2 separate regions of the Homo sapiens genome follow, and region 2 is linked to region 1. The links are chromatin loops, found by intact Hi-C in ENCODE. Cell type or tissue: GM12878. All regions are shown on one strand. Each heading gives the region's core, and the rest is flanking DNA. Links, peaks and the distances in the headings are about the cores only. Region 1 overlaps APCDD1L (APC down-regulated 1 like). Region 2 overlaps VAPB (VAMP associated protein B and C).

What was found. Peaks named below come from ENCODE experiments on the same cell type or tissue, not always from the same donor. Only the 100,000 strongest peaks of a DNase experiment are listed, where the experiment ranks them.
Region 2: a loop joins it to region 1, with 2.2 times the contacts of the local background. A loop is called at or near these places in 12 of 110 quality-filtered maps.

What each region holds. Positions count from the first base shown.
Region 1 is chr20:58,455,879-58,463,161 of GRCh38, reverse strand. APCDD1L (APC down-regulated 1 like) reads left to right here. Exons shown (of 4, transcript NM_153360.3): 4 at 1,608-4,061. The coding sequence ends at 2,372. Among named protein-coding and RNA genes, the nearest start is that of APCDD1L-DT, 56 kb to the left of the region's middle. RefSeq lists a silencer at 2,153-2,341 and enhancers at 4,128-4,237, 4,368-4,507. In GM12878, for the core only: no CTCF peak of the experiment used is centred there; DNase peaks (open chromatin) are centred at 3,581 and 4,331; H3K4me3 peaks cover 794 bases; H3K27ac peaks cover 2,098 bases.
Region 2 is chr20:58,399,212-58,406,494 of GRCh38, reverse strand. All of the region lies in intron 1 of VAPB (VAMP associated protein B and C), which reads right to left. Among named protein-coding and RNA genes, the nearest start is that of VAPB, 14 kb to the right of the region's middle. In GM12878, for the core only: no CTCF peak of the experiment used is centred there; DNase peaks (open chromatin) are centred at 2,990 and 3,459; H3K4me3 peaks cover 1,826 bases; H3K27ac peaks cover 1,146 bases.

The sequences.
Region 1 (7,283 bases), core at 3,215-5,714:
TTTTTTTTTTTTTTTTTTGTGAGATGGAGTCTTGCTCTGTCACCCAGGCTGGAGTGCAGTGGCACAATCTCGGCTCACTGCAGCCTCTGCCTCCCTGATTCAAGCAATTGTCCTACATCAGTCTCCTGAGTAGCTAGTATCACAGGCATATACCACCACACCTGGCTAATTTTTGTATTTTTTGTAGAGATGGCATTTCACCATGTCGGCCAGGATGGTCTTGATCTCCTGACCTCATGATCTATCCACCTGGGCCTCTCAAAGTGCTGGGATTACAGGCATGAGGCACTGCACCTGGCCAATTTTTTTTTTTTTTTTGAGATGGTGTCTCGCTCTGTCCCCCAGGCCAGAGTACAATGGTGTGATCTCAGCTCACTGCAACTTCCACCTCCCAGGTTCAAGCAATTCTCCTACCTCAGCCTCCTGAGTAGCTGGGAATACAGGCATGTGCCACCACACCAGGCTAATTTTTGTATTTCTAGTAGAGATGAGTTTTCACCGTGTTGGCCAGGCTGGTCTTGAATTCCTGACCTCAAGTGATCTGCCCACCTCAGCCTCCCAAAGAGCTGGGATTACAGGTGTGAGCCACTGTGCCCGGCTCAGACATATTTTGATGGCTTTTGATCCTTGTTGCCATATCCACTTTCCATGGGGTAGGTAGAGCAAATGATGCGCACCTTCCACTGTGAGATTTCTAAAGACAAAAATCCTCTATTCTCCACCTGTAGGGAAGATGTAACCTGCTATGAGCACATGAGAGGGGGAGCTCAGACAGCCGGGTGTAAGCCAGGCTGCATTTCAGCTGGTCTCTGCCACTTCCAGGCTGGACAACCTGGGCAGCCCAGCCGGCCCTCTGGGTCTCAGCTCCCTCAGCTATAACATGTACCAGTTGCCCAGGAAGTGCTTAGCATAGTTCTTGGCACTTCTGAAACACCTAGAAGAGTGAGCTAGAAAAAGATCAACTTTCACGGTCAAATTCCAGGACCAAGCAGACTGGGCATGAGCAAGGACAAGTTCTCTCAGGTCCCAAGACGAAGGCCACCTATGCTTCCATTCATTTCTCATTTATTCATGCAACAAATATGTGCTTGCTGTGAGCCAAGCCCTGTGCGGTGGGGATGGGGTAGCCGCAGAGACAGTCCCGGCTTTCTAGGGCTTTTTAGTACTGTAAGGCACGATGCATTCCAGTTTGATGAGGGGTGAGGGGTAGAGAGAGGAGAGTCTCAGGGGGTGGAATGAGGAAGATAAAAGAGGGTGGTGTGACAGCCCTGAGGCCCACCTTACATGGGGCATTCGGGAAAGCTCTCTCTGGTGCCCAGCTGAGACCTAAGAGGTAAGAAGGAGCTGGCGGGGAATTCCAGGTGGAAGAGACAGCAGGAGACCCAAGGCCCGGGGGATACAGGGGCTGACCTCCATCAAGGAGGCCATCCTGGCTGAAGCAAGGAGGTCGTCCTGACTGAAGGCAGGGAGTGAGGAGAGAGAGGAGGGAGGGACAGGCCGCACCTCACCCTGCCTTGACACCCCTACAGAGCTGGGGTTCCTTTCCAGGCTGCACCCCAACTTCTCTATGTGGGACAACCACCGTTTTTCTGTTTGTCTTTTGCCAGCACCACGTGCAGCCGTGCCCAGCCTGTGGCCTCATTGCCCGCTCCGATGTGCACCACCCGCCCGTGCTGCCGCCCCCTCTGGCCCTGCCCCTGCACCTGGGCGGCTGGTGGGTCAGCTCGGGGTGCGAGGTGCGCCCAGCAGTCCTGTTCCTCACCCGGCTCTTCACTTTCCACGGGCACAGCCGCTCCTGGGAAGGGTATTACCACCACTTCTCAGACCCAGCCTGCCGGCAGCCCACCTTCACCGTGTATGCCGCCGGCCGCTACACCAGGGGCACGCCATCCACCAGGGTCCGCGGCGGCACCGAGCTGGTGTTTGAGGTCACACGGGCCCATGTGACCCCCATGGACCAGGTCACCACGGCCATGCTCAACTTCTCTGAGCCAAGCAGCTGTGGGGGTGCGGGGGCCTGGTCCATGGGCACTGAGCGGGATGTCACAGCCACCAACGGCTGCCTACCGCTGGGCATCCGGCTCCCGCATGTGGAGTACGAGCTTTTCAAGATGGAACAAGACCCCCTCGGGCAAAGCCTGCTCTTCATCGGACAAAGGCCCACCGATGGCTCAAGTCCCGATACCCCAGAGAAACGTCCCACCTCCTACCAAGCACCCCTGGTGCTCTGTCATGGGGAGGCCCCCGACTTCTCCAGGCCACCGCAGCACAGGCCATCGCTGCAGAAGCACCCCAGCACAGGGGGTCTTCACATAGCCCCCTTCCCACTTCTGCCCCTAGTTCTAGGGCTGGCCTTCCTCCACTGGCTATGACATTGGACTTGACATCAGGATGGCGGCTCTGGACACCCATTCAACCCTTCAGACTCCCTCCTGGCAGCTGTAGGGAAGGAACCATTCTCCTCTGCTCTGTCATGGATGGATGCACAGCCCCACTGCTTCCAAACTCTGCCTGTGTCCCATGTGGCTCAGGACATGAGCTTAACCCCTGCAAAGCCTATACCACATCCCACAGCCCGGGTCCCCAGTCAAGCACTTGGATGCGGCAGTGATGTTCATCGCTACGTGAGTTTCTAAAGATCACTCCCAATTTTTCTACTTTCCTCATCCTTGGCAGCTCGCCAACAGGTGCAGTCAGGGGGCCACACGGAACACCCCCATCCCATGTTCCCCCCAGTTCTTCCCATCCTGACCCTTGGGATTCCAAGATGGGAGCAAGAGGAGATCCTGAGGCTCTGCCTAGGGACGAGGCCTACAGTTCTGCCATGTCTGTAGGTTGTTGTTTAAAGATTATTAATTCGAATTTAGCAATACGATCTCTAAGTGGTGCCATGAATTAAAGATGCCACTTCGGGCTTTCAGTGCTTCTCAGCTTTTGGGCAAAGGGCTTGTGTCTTCAGGGGCAGCTCAGCTTTCCTGAGTCCTGACTGCTGGCATTCGTCTGCATTTGCCTGTGCTTCTGCGAGTCGGACCTCAAGCTGCCAACACTGCATGTGGATAAATCCAGTTTTCCCGGGCCAGCATGCAAAATGAAGAGGACTCCATCTAAGCTGAGAAGCATGGCCTCCCCAGAGCAGCCTGCGGCCTCCAAGCCTTCCTGGCCCAGGCAAATGCCAGTGTGCACCAGGCTGGCTGCTGGGGGCAGGTCTTTGGAGGGGAGCAGCATTTCCAGCCTTCTGAACATAGTTAATAGTAATGACAGCCGTAACACTAACGCGCTCTGCAATTCGCCCTGCCCAGCCATCCTCGGTTGCCAAGATTGCCTGTGCCTGCCTGACAAAGGAAGAGAATCTCCGAATGTGTATCTTTGGGCCCACCCTAGGGAGAGGTCGGGGTCACCAGGCTACATGGCGACATCTAGGCAGCTCCGCCTTGCCCAGCCTCCTTGCCATAATCCTAATATATTGGTGTCCTCTGCTCAGAGGGGACTGTCATCATGGTGGGAACAGGCTGTGCCTCCCCAGGGACTCTGCCCATGTTCCCAGGGCCTCATCTGTACACTGTGAAATTAACTGGCATCCTGGTGGGCCCAAGGGTTTTCAGGACTGGGGGCCAATGACTCACCCCCTCCTTCCTCCTCCTGATCCCTATCTCTAGCTCTTATCACAGATTTTGAACAATTGTCTGTGAGGTTAATGATGGTTTCAGAGGGAAGCCCTTTTCCTCCCTGAGACTGTGTGGGGTTCAGTCAGCCTGCTGAAATTGCTTCCACTTATTACCCATCCTTCCTCTTAAAAAAAAAAAAAGCCCACCAAGTTAGTATTCTCTGTAGCTCTCAGACAGCTACAAGTGTTCCTGGCATATTTACCAAAGTACAAGAAATCATTACATTATTTACGGTCTCAGACTACATCAGGGTTGGGGGAGCTCCTGGTGGGGATGGCAGTGGGTGTCGATGATATGTCCACGGCTGAGCAGGTCTTGTATCCGAAGCTTGAAGTAACCATGCCACCATTTATCATCAAATTTGAACCTTTTAATAAAATTAAACAGCCTGAAAAATGTTCTTGCTGGTTATTAAAGTCAACCAAGGGAATTACAGTTCTAAAGAAAGGAAGTGGAGTGTCTTCCAGAGAATGTGTGAAAGAGAATAAAACCAGTGGAGGTAAACCCCAGCTCTCTCAGTTCTGCTTTCATGCCACTGCCTGTCCTGCTGAAAACCCCCCAGGGGCTTCCACTGCACTCAGAATAAAAGCCCGACTTCTGGCTCGCTGTTGCCTGCAAGGCTCAGCCACGCCTCCACATGCCCCGGCCACACTGGCCTTCTCTCTGTTTCTTGATCACAGGAGCTCTTGCTGCCTTGGGGCCTTTGCACAAGCCCTGATTTCCGCCTAGCCTCTCTTCCCCCAGACCTTCAGAAGTTGAGCACTTTCTTTTCAATCAAGTCTCAGACCAGATGTTGTCTCCTGAAGATGTCACCATTCGCATCCCAAAGAGCAGCCCCATTTCCCTGGTCCTTCTGTCAGTCCACTGCATCACAGTTGTATGTTCTTTGTCATGAAAACTGATCACTGGCGGAAATGACCTTATTTGCCTAGAATGTAAGCTCCAACGAAAAAGACTCGGCTCTGACTCGCTTCCTGCGATCTTTCCGGAAGGGTCCAGTGTGCCTGGTGCATGGTAGAAAGAACTTCAATAAATATGTGACTCAGTAAATGTTGGTTATCCCTGTTAAGCCTCACACTGAGACCCGTGAACGGATCACCTCCATCTACCAGATTCAGCGACCCTCGAGAGGCCCAGCTGAGTCAGTGAGAGGTGTGTGAGTCTCTGCGTCTTGCGCGCGAGGACACTAAGGCACAGAGAGAAGGGGCTGGGCTCCAGAGCCTGAGATCCGGGCCTCTGTATCACAGCCCACGGGCTTGGGGTGTCCTCCTCACTCTTGGAGGGAATAGGATTCCTTGATTTTATTTGGGGAAGGCAATTTAGTGTTGCTTCGTGGGATGCCATCCCTAATGAGAAGGAGTGTGTTGAGCAGGACAGCAGCTTCCTGGATCCCCTCAGTTGGACTTAGTTGCTCTCTGCTCGCTGGGGCTTGTTAGTTTGGGGGCAGGTGATGCTGCTCGGAGCTACGAAGGCTGAAGAAAGGGCAACCATCCCTTTTCTCCCAGGCAGAAGGTCAGGGCTTCCAAGACTCTGGGCTGATAAAGGAAGGGGTCATTTCAGAGGCTGAGGGGCTGAGACTGTCTGGTACAGGGCCAGAGGCCCATGGGCACCAAGCCTTCCTTCCAGCCCTTTGCTCCCGCCCCTTAAGTCTCTGCCCTTCACATAAAACGTGAGAGCGCTCTCATCTACAGACGGGGAGGAAAGCCTAGAGTCCTATTTCCAGATAAAATTAATGTTCTCCATTGCATGTTCAGTCACGTTGAAAGGTGGGGGGTGGGTGGGAAGCCCATGCAGTTGATAATTTCATTGTGCAACTCCCAGGAGAGCAAATGAGCTTTTTTTCTTTAATAAAAAGTTGAAATTGTATACAGCTCTCAGAGGTCCATTAACTAACAGATGCTGGTTATCAAAAGAAGCTCTTTGCCTTTCACTAAGCGCATGCTTTTAATCTCCCAGCGGTGCTACCGGGCTGAACAGCAGTGTGTGGCTTGGTGACGCAGGCCCACCAGCACGTGGCCCTGGTCTGTGCATCCTCTCCTGGGGGCACAGGTGACTCAGACACGAGGGACTGGAGCTTTCTGACGCAGAATGTAGCACTGCATCAGGGCCTGGTCAGGGCTGATTCATACCCATTAGCATCGCAGACCGGAGACAAGCAGGGAAGAGCTGTTCCCACTTCAAGAGGGGACTTGAACAGTAGCGTGCAGCCTCCAGTCCGCTCCTGATGGTTCTGAGACTGAAAGCCTGCTCCTTCTCACACACACAACCCCGCTTAAATGGATGTCAGCATGAGCACAAATGACCTGTCGACATTCCCTAAAACCACCCTTCCAAGCTTCCAGACAGACCCTCCTCCTGCCCACCTGACACCTCTACCTTCCATTTCGGCCACAGTGGCCTCCTTGCTCTCCTGCAGTCCCATGGAACCCAGTCCCTCTCAAGGTCTTGGCTCCAGTTCTCCCTCACCTGGAAGGCTCTGCCCACCTCACCCCTGACCACCCCAAAGATAGCGCCCACCACAGCGCAGTGACTTCATCACAGCATTTGTCAGTGGCCGAAATCTGAAAAAAATCCCGTTTGTTGGTTTTCACCTATTGTTAGCCCCTCTCCTCTAGAATGAGTTCCTTGCCAGCAGGGTCCTTGTCTGTCTTGTTCTCTGTGGATCCCCAGTGTTAGAATGGTGCCGGGCACATAGTAGGAGGTCAATAAATACCAGTTAAAAGAATACATGTTCCAAGACCTGATTGGAGACTCCGAATTCAAGCAGCAAGATGACACCCACACACTATACTGGCCTGGAATTTCGATGTTGCTGACTTTTTTTCTAATCAGATGAGCAGAGCAGAACCCAGGCCTGTGAACTTGAGGACATCTGTTTTCTAGTAGCCAGGATATATCTAGAAAGGCATTGAAGACCACTGCTCTCCCCAAATAGGAGGCCACAGGGCCTGGTAAGAGGTGCCTTGAGACTCCATCTCAAGCTTCTCATCCCCCAAAGGTCAGGGAGACTGGGAGAGCCTCAGCCTCACACAGGTACCCAAGGCTTTCCTTTCTTAGTTTTGGAGCCTCCATCTCCCCCACCCCCGACCCTGCCAGCTTCAGTTTCTTTATCAATAAAATGGGCTGAAACCTGATGGTTCCTGGAGCCAACCAGCCCCAACATCAGTTACGGGAAGACCCAAAATAGTAAGTGATTCAAATGGAATCAATAACGTATTTTGAGAGAAATGGCAAAAAAAAAAAAAAAACAAAAAAAAAAAACGGGTTTGGTGGCTGACGCCTATAATCCCAGCACTTTGGGAGGCTGAGGTGGGTAGATCACGAGGTCAGGAGACCAAGAGTATCCTGGTTAACACGGTGAAACTCCACCTCCTAAAAATGCAAAAAATTAGCCAGGCGTGGTGGCAAGCACCTGTAGTCCCAGCTACTCGGGAGGCTGAGGCAGGAGAATCACTTGAACCCGGGAGGTGGAGGTTGCAGTGAGGCGAGATCATGCCACTGTACTCCAGCCTGGGCAACAGAGCAAGGCTCCGTCTCAAAACAAAACAAAACAAACTCTTAGTGAGGATGGGTCTTTGTCCTGTGATACAGTATGTATTTCCTAGGGGTTATTAATAA
Region 2 (7,283 bases), core at 2,010-4,509, 55 kb after region 1:
ATCTGTTCTGGTTCCTTTTCAATAAAGAACCTAAGTGGCTATACCAGTGATAAGAGATTATCAACCAGGTCAGCAGCTTCTTAAACTCAAGAAGAGGCCAGGGGAAAGGCTGTGAGACTTGGATGAAAAATATTTTCTATTTTTCCCTTACTCTGCCTTTGGAAATTATGCTCATTCTTCAAAGTTTTGCTCAAACGTCTTCTCTTTTGGAAAGGTTTACCAAATCTCTTTAATCAGAAGAAATTACTCCTTACTGTTCTATGTCACAACAATAAGCTGACTGCCAAATTTATATCTGCAGCCTGGCCCTCTCCCCTGAGCTCCAGACTCAACTACCTATTTAACATCTCTCGTTGCAAGTGTACTGAGCATCTCAAGTTTCTCATGTCCAAACGGCACTCTTGAGTCCCACTCTCCTCCCTCAAACTCAATGCTTCTCATCTCAGTAAAGAAACCACCACTCACCCAACTGCTTAGGCCAAAAGCAGTCTCTCTTCCTCTACATTTAATCTACATTCCTCTATATTCCTCTACATTTAATCTAGAAACCCTGTCTCCACTAAAGATACAAAAATTACTTAGGCGTGGTGGCACATGCCTGTAGTCCCAGCTACTTGGGAAGCTGAGGCAGGAGAATTGCTTGAACTGGGAGGGGGAGGTTACAGTGAGCCGAGTGAGATCGCACCACTGCACTCCAGCCTGGGCAACAGAGCCAGTCTCCGTCTCAAAAAAAAAAAAAAAAAAAAAAAAAAGGCTCCTGGCCAGGCGTGATGGCTCACACCTGTAATCCTAGCATTTTGGGAGGCCTGAGCTCAGGAGTTTAGGAGTTCAAGACCAGCCTGGGCAACATGGTGAAACCCTGTCTACTAAAAATAAAAAAATTAGCTGGGCATAATCCCAGCTACTCAGGAGGCTGAGGCAAGAGAATTGCTTGAACCCGGGAGACAGAGGTTGCAGTGAACCGAGATCGCGCCACTACACTCCAGCCTGGGCGACAGAGCAAGACTCTGTCTCCAAAAATAAAAATAAAAATAAAAATAAACTCCTGCTCAGATTCCTCTGTGGCTTCCCATCTCACAACAAAATCCAAAGTCCCTCCTGTGGCCTGCCTACCGGCAAGGCTCCTGCCCTCTTCTTTGAGCTCATCTCCCCGCAGGCCCCTCCACCACTCTAGCACAGGCATACCTTGCTGCTCCTTGAACACACCAAGCTCATCATCACCTTGCACCTGCCCTTCCATCTGTCTGTAATGCTCTTCCCAAATGTCTCCACAGTTCATACACTCATTTTATATAGGTCTCAGTTCAAATATCACCTCCTCAGGTAAATGACCTTCCCTAATCACCCTACTTAAATGACCTTCCCTAATTACCCTACTTAAAATTGAATCCATTCCCAAATCCCTTTATCTTGCATTGTTTTTAGTTGTTTTTTTCCCATTTATCACCTACTGCCTGACACCACATCATATATATTTTCTGTTTTTATTTAATGTACACCTTCTCCACTAGAAGATGAGCTCCACAAGGTAAAAGTTTTCTCATCTCGGCCTCTCAGCAATGCTTGGCACACTACAGGTACTCAATAAGTAACCCATGAAGAGAATGGTTCAGGTGCTGTGCTAGGCTCTCAAGCTAGAGAGAGAAACAGGGCACTGCAGCTCCCACCCAGAATACACAGAACAATCTTGGGGCCCATCCAGAATTAATGAATCAGAATCTCTAGGACTGAGACTCCATAATGATTTTTTCTTTTTAAAAAAATATCAAATGTGACGTTAGCTCATATTTAACAGTACCAATCTATTCTAAGCACTTTACATGTGTTAATTTGTATACTCCTAACATACCCCAGAGGGAGAAATTTGAGGCACAGAGAGGTTAAATGCATCACTGAAGGACACATGACTTTCAGATGGCAAATCTAGGGTTCACACTCTTAACTCCTGGGCAGTATACTACCTCTAACTGCATCGAACACTGTATGAAAGGTAATCTATAAAGCATCCTATCAAAAGGGGAGGGTGAGGAGCACAGGGAACTGATCACTGAGGCAAGCCCTGGAGTCTGAAAAGCAGATAACGCAAAGTACACTTTGAGCTGTAGGGAACTTGGGTGAAAGTACAGTGTGATAACGCTATAAGGGGCTTCTGGGGGCATCAAATGGCTGAAGAGGAAGGGGTACGAGAGGGGTGAAAGAAGCTGAGGCTGGAAAGATGCGGTGTGGCCTGACTCTGAAGAGTTTTGCTGCTGGCCTAAGAATTTGGGCCACGAACCTATCCGTAAGATCTAGAGAGCCAATGAATGTTTTTAAACCAAGAAATGATATCAAATTTCAATTTTTAGAAAAATATCTCTGGAAACTGTATAAAGTATAGTCCAAAGGGTGAGAGAAGCAGGCAGAAAAAATAGAGACAGAAAGTTGAGTCACGGTGCTACTACAATAGTCTGGAAGGGAAAGGACCTATACTTAGGATACGATAGAATACTAAGAAGCAAAAGGGCATAGGAGATGCTGCTGATTTAAATGGACTGAGTAGATGTGAAAGGTTACGGAAAATGGGGAGTGAAAGACAAGTTTAGGATTTCCAGCTTGCCAACTTGGTGCAAGGGCCATTCCCAAGATCCAGAAGCCACAGTCAGTGGGGATGAGAAGGTAAACGGTAAATACAGTGTGGAACATGCTGAGTTTGAGGTGTTCTCATGACAACCAGATAGACAGGGATGTCCAGCAGGCTGACAGATCAAAAGATTTGCTTGGAGATAGAGATTTGGAAGTTTTCTGTGCAGAAGTGGAAGATGAAGGCATTATTAATGAGACAACATACAGAGAATTGTTAAATTGAGAAGACTGAAGCCAGAACCTGAGAAACCTCAACATCCAGTAAAAGAGATGATAAAGAGGTGGACAGTTCATCAGAAAAGTCAAAGACAAGTATCACAGAGAGAAACCTGGGGGAACTAAGAAGGGTTTGAGTGAAGGGGTGAGGTCTGATGAAAGAAGAGTAAAGATACCAGAAACTGAGATTCACCGCTTCCCCAAAATTAGCTGTGATAGAAGACTGGGCATTTGCTTAAGCGGGGAAGATCTAGAAAACAAGATTTCTTTTTAGGAAGGGGCAACTTAAGCATGTTTGTAGGCACAAGGAAGGAATCAAGTACAAGAGAAAAGTGAGACAGCAGTAATAGGCTAACGATGCAAAATACTGTTAAGTGATGGGAAAGGAATGGGGTAAAAGAACACACACCTAAGAGGTAGTCCTGACTCTCTGAAATAGAAGAGGAGGAGAAGTAAAAACATAAGTTTCCACAAGAGAGAAAAGCAACCAGCATTTAGTGGAAAATCTTCAAATATTTTCTGAGCAAAATGCACTGTGTCTACATCGATCGGCTGTACATAACGGGCCCTGCCGACAGGCTTCATTACTCTTCACCACTGAAAGTCTTCTTTCTTCCCCCCTCTCTCCTTTCTCAGCTTTGTTTTTGTTTTTGAGATACAGTCTTGCTCTGTCACCCAGAGTGGAGTGCAGTGGCATAATTTTGACTCACTGCAGCTTCCACCTCCTGAGTTCAAGTGATTCTCATGCCTCAGCCTCCCGAGTAGCTGGGATTATGGGCATGCACCACCACACCAGGTTAATTTCTGTATTTTTAGTAGAGATGGGGTTTCGCCATATTGCCCAGGCTCATCTCAAATTCCTGGCCTCAACTGATTCGCTTGCCTCGGAGTCCCAAAATCCTTGGATTACAGGTGTGAGCCATTGCGCCTGGCATCTTTCTCAGCTTTCTCCTAAACACCAACCCTTCCTCGCCTATGCCTTAGACCCAGAGACCATGAACTCCCTGAGAAACTGCCATGCACCATGCACTGTGCTGTGCTAGGCACTGGGATGTGGGGAGAAGAGACACAATCTAAAAAAAAAAAAAAAAAAAGGGTGGGGGGGCTTGCTGACTAACAGCGAAAGGGAGTCACGTATCACGTTGCCAATGACAACATGCTGTGACATGTGTGGGAGCCAGAGGAACAGATACAATGTGAGTGAAGAATGTCAGGACAGTTACCTTGAAGAAGTGAAGCCTGTGCTGAGCCTCAAAGGTAAGCAGGGGGACGCAGTGAAACAAACAAGAGGAAAAGGAATCAACTAATTTTTAGTGGTGGAAACAGCTAAAAACTGTTACTTTATGACTACATACAGGGTAAGTCATGATACATAGTATGCCAAAGCCCCATGGCCAAGGAGAACTAAAAGGCTGAAACACAAGCATGAGGAAAGACGATGCTGGAAAGATGGGCAGGGCAATGTGGGGGGAGTGCAACAAGTATCGATAATTTTCCAGGTTTTGTTAAAGAATTTAAACTTTATTTTTGGCAACAGGAAGACATTTAATGATTGTAAGCAAGCAAGAGATATGCTCAGATTTGCATCTTTGCAAACCATCTTTGAAAACCACATCAGGGTGGAAAGAAAGAGAAGACTCGGACAAGAAGACCAGTTAAGAGGCTATTACAGTTGCGGGAGAAAATGGGGCAGCCATAGAGGGAATGGGGAAGAAGGGACAGAACTGAGTCATAGACTCTCTGAGTTGGTCAAATGCATGAATGTAGGTACCATCCAATGAGACAGTAAGAAGGGGAGGTTTGGAGGAAAAAATGAAAAGGTGGTATAGAGTTCAGCTTGGGTCATGCTGCATTTAACGTATTGCAGCCTTTTATATGGGCTTGGGTCAGGCCTGGGTTCATACATAAGTGACGTTAGAAGCGAAGGGTACTGGTAAAAGAGTTCCGCAAAGGGGAGAAGGGAAGACACAGAGAGAGCAAATCTGAGAGAAACAGGGAAAGGAGAAGAGGGGGAGAAGGTGAACCTGTAACCCTGAGCATTACCAACCGGACTGCATGATGAGTGGGCAAAACTGGCCACATGGGCGGAAGAAAAGCAGAGAGAGCAATGAGAGAGGTCAAGAGAAGAGTGTCAATGAGCAGGATGACAACAGGGGTCAAATGGTAGTGAAGACTGAACATGCAATGGGAGATGTAGTGATGAAGCAATGATTGAGCTCCCGGGCAGTGACTAGAAGTGAAGAACAGAAAGAAAAAAGACAGGAAACTATGTTTTCCAGAAGCTTACCATGATAAGAAGGAAAGTGAAAGGAGTAGCTAGACAGGGTAAAAAGGACTGACAACACAGTTTTTCTTCTTTAAAGGTGGAAGGGACAATACTCAAATGTTTAATGAAAATGACTAATGGCCAAGCACTATTCTCAGTGAGTGCTAGGTATGTAAAGAAAGAAAAAGAAACAATCTTGCTTTGGAAGAGAAAGGCAACAAAAGCATTCATTTTAAAAATAATAATAAATAAAAAGATACAAATGAGCCGACCAAGTGGTCTCTGGATTTCTCTAGATGACTGCTCATGCTTCTTCCACCTTTTCTCTGAGCGAGGTTAGAGGTGAACTATGCACTAAGATGGGATCCTCCTGCCCGCAAATTACATGAAAAGTTTTGATTGTGTGCATCTGCACATTCTCTCAAGAGTAAGCCATGGCTCTCCTTCATCCAATTAGTAAAGCACTGCCTGACTTTACAAAGGTCAGAAGCACAAATTTAGATTTTCAGAGGAGTCCATCAGGATATATTTACATGCCAACAAATCAATTCAACCAACAGATTGAGAATTCAAATAAGCCTCCACAAGGACAAACCTCTGGTTTTTCAGCAAATTTCTCTTTTTATTCTTGTGTATGCTTCTGTTTCAAATGATCATAGCAAACACTGAAAAGATGACCAAATCCAGGGTTGTATCCTTCTTTGGGGTACTCGGAAAAGAAAACAAGAAGAAGAAGAGAATGTAGTCTATGTAGTCTACTCAGAAATACTAAAACAAAAACCTATAGGAGCTTACATTCTAGCAGTGAAAGCCAAGCAATAAATAAGTAAATGAAGCACATAAAGAATAAAACAAAACGTGAAAGTGACATACAATTCGTACAATAAGAGGTGATATAGAAAAAACTGGATCAGAGTCCAAGAATACTCAGGAAAGGTTAATACAAGTAGTGAGCTTTCAAACAGTAACAAGAGGTTTCATTAATTAAATATTCAGGAGCCCATAGGAACAAAGTACCAGTAGGTGCTGTGGGAAATACAAGCTGGTTCCTGTCCTCAAGGGGCTTTCTATCTCTCTTCTTCAGCTAAAATAAACTTAAGTTCTCAAGCTTAGAGCTGGAAGGACCACCTAGAGGTACTGAGTTCAAGCCTCCTTACATCGCAGAGGAGGAAACCAAAGCTAAGGAGGTTAGCCCAAGTGCCTCTAGGTGACAGCAATGCTAGGAACCACAGATTCGCTTTGTAATGCAAAGCACACAGGCTTGGGAGGCTGTAAGACCCGGGTACAAATTCACATTCTGTAAAGTCTTCGCAAAGGCCTTCTGCAAAGGCCTCTCATCTCTAAAATGGAGATGGCCATAACACTGATTTCTCGAGTACGTACCTTTCCATTTCTTCCATTTTTCTACTATATTGTAAATGCTGAGTGATGGAACTAAAAGACTAAAATAGTACCCAGTTAACCCAGAAATGCATAGTTTGCACGACAGGTATTGAGGACATGAAAGACTTGGAGCAGAGAGTGGGGTGGTGGAAGGGAAGGTACAGTTGATAGTATTAGCACAGAATTTTCAACACTAATAAACAAATAGCTCACAATAAGAAGTGATCAAGTTAGGACAGAAGTTCTTAGGGGGAAACACAGAATTCATAGAAGGATTTTTTTTTTTTTTTTTTTGAGACGGTCTCACTCTCAGCCCAGGCTGGAGTGCAGAGGCACAATCTCAGCTAGCTGCAACCTCTGCCCTCCTGGGTTCAAGCGATTCCTGCCCCTCAGCCTCCGGATTAGCTGGGATTACAGGCATACACCACCAAGCCTGGTTAACTTTTGTATTTTTAGTAAAGAGGGGTTTCACCATGTTGACCAGGCTGGTGTCAAACTCCTGAGCTCAAGCGATCCACCCACCCCAGCCTCCCAAAGCTGGAATTACAGGCGTGAGCCACCATGGCTGGCAAAGATTAAAAGTCAGTCACAGTCATTCTAATGTCCCAGAGCAACTGCACTTTATGTAAGAGGTGCCAACGAGACAATTACAAGACTACAATTATAATAAGGCACTTTTTCTTTCTTTTTCTCTCTTTTTTTTTTTTGAGACGGAGTTTTGCTCTTGTTGCCCAGGCTGGAGTACAATGGCACGATCTCGGCTCACTGCAACCTCCACCTCCCCAGCTGAAGCGGT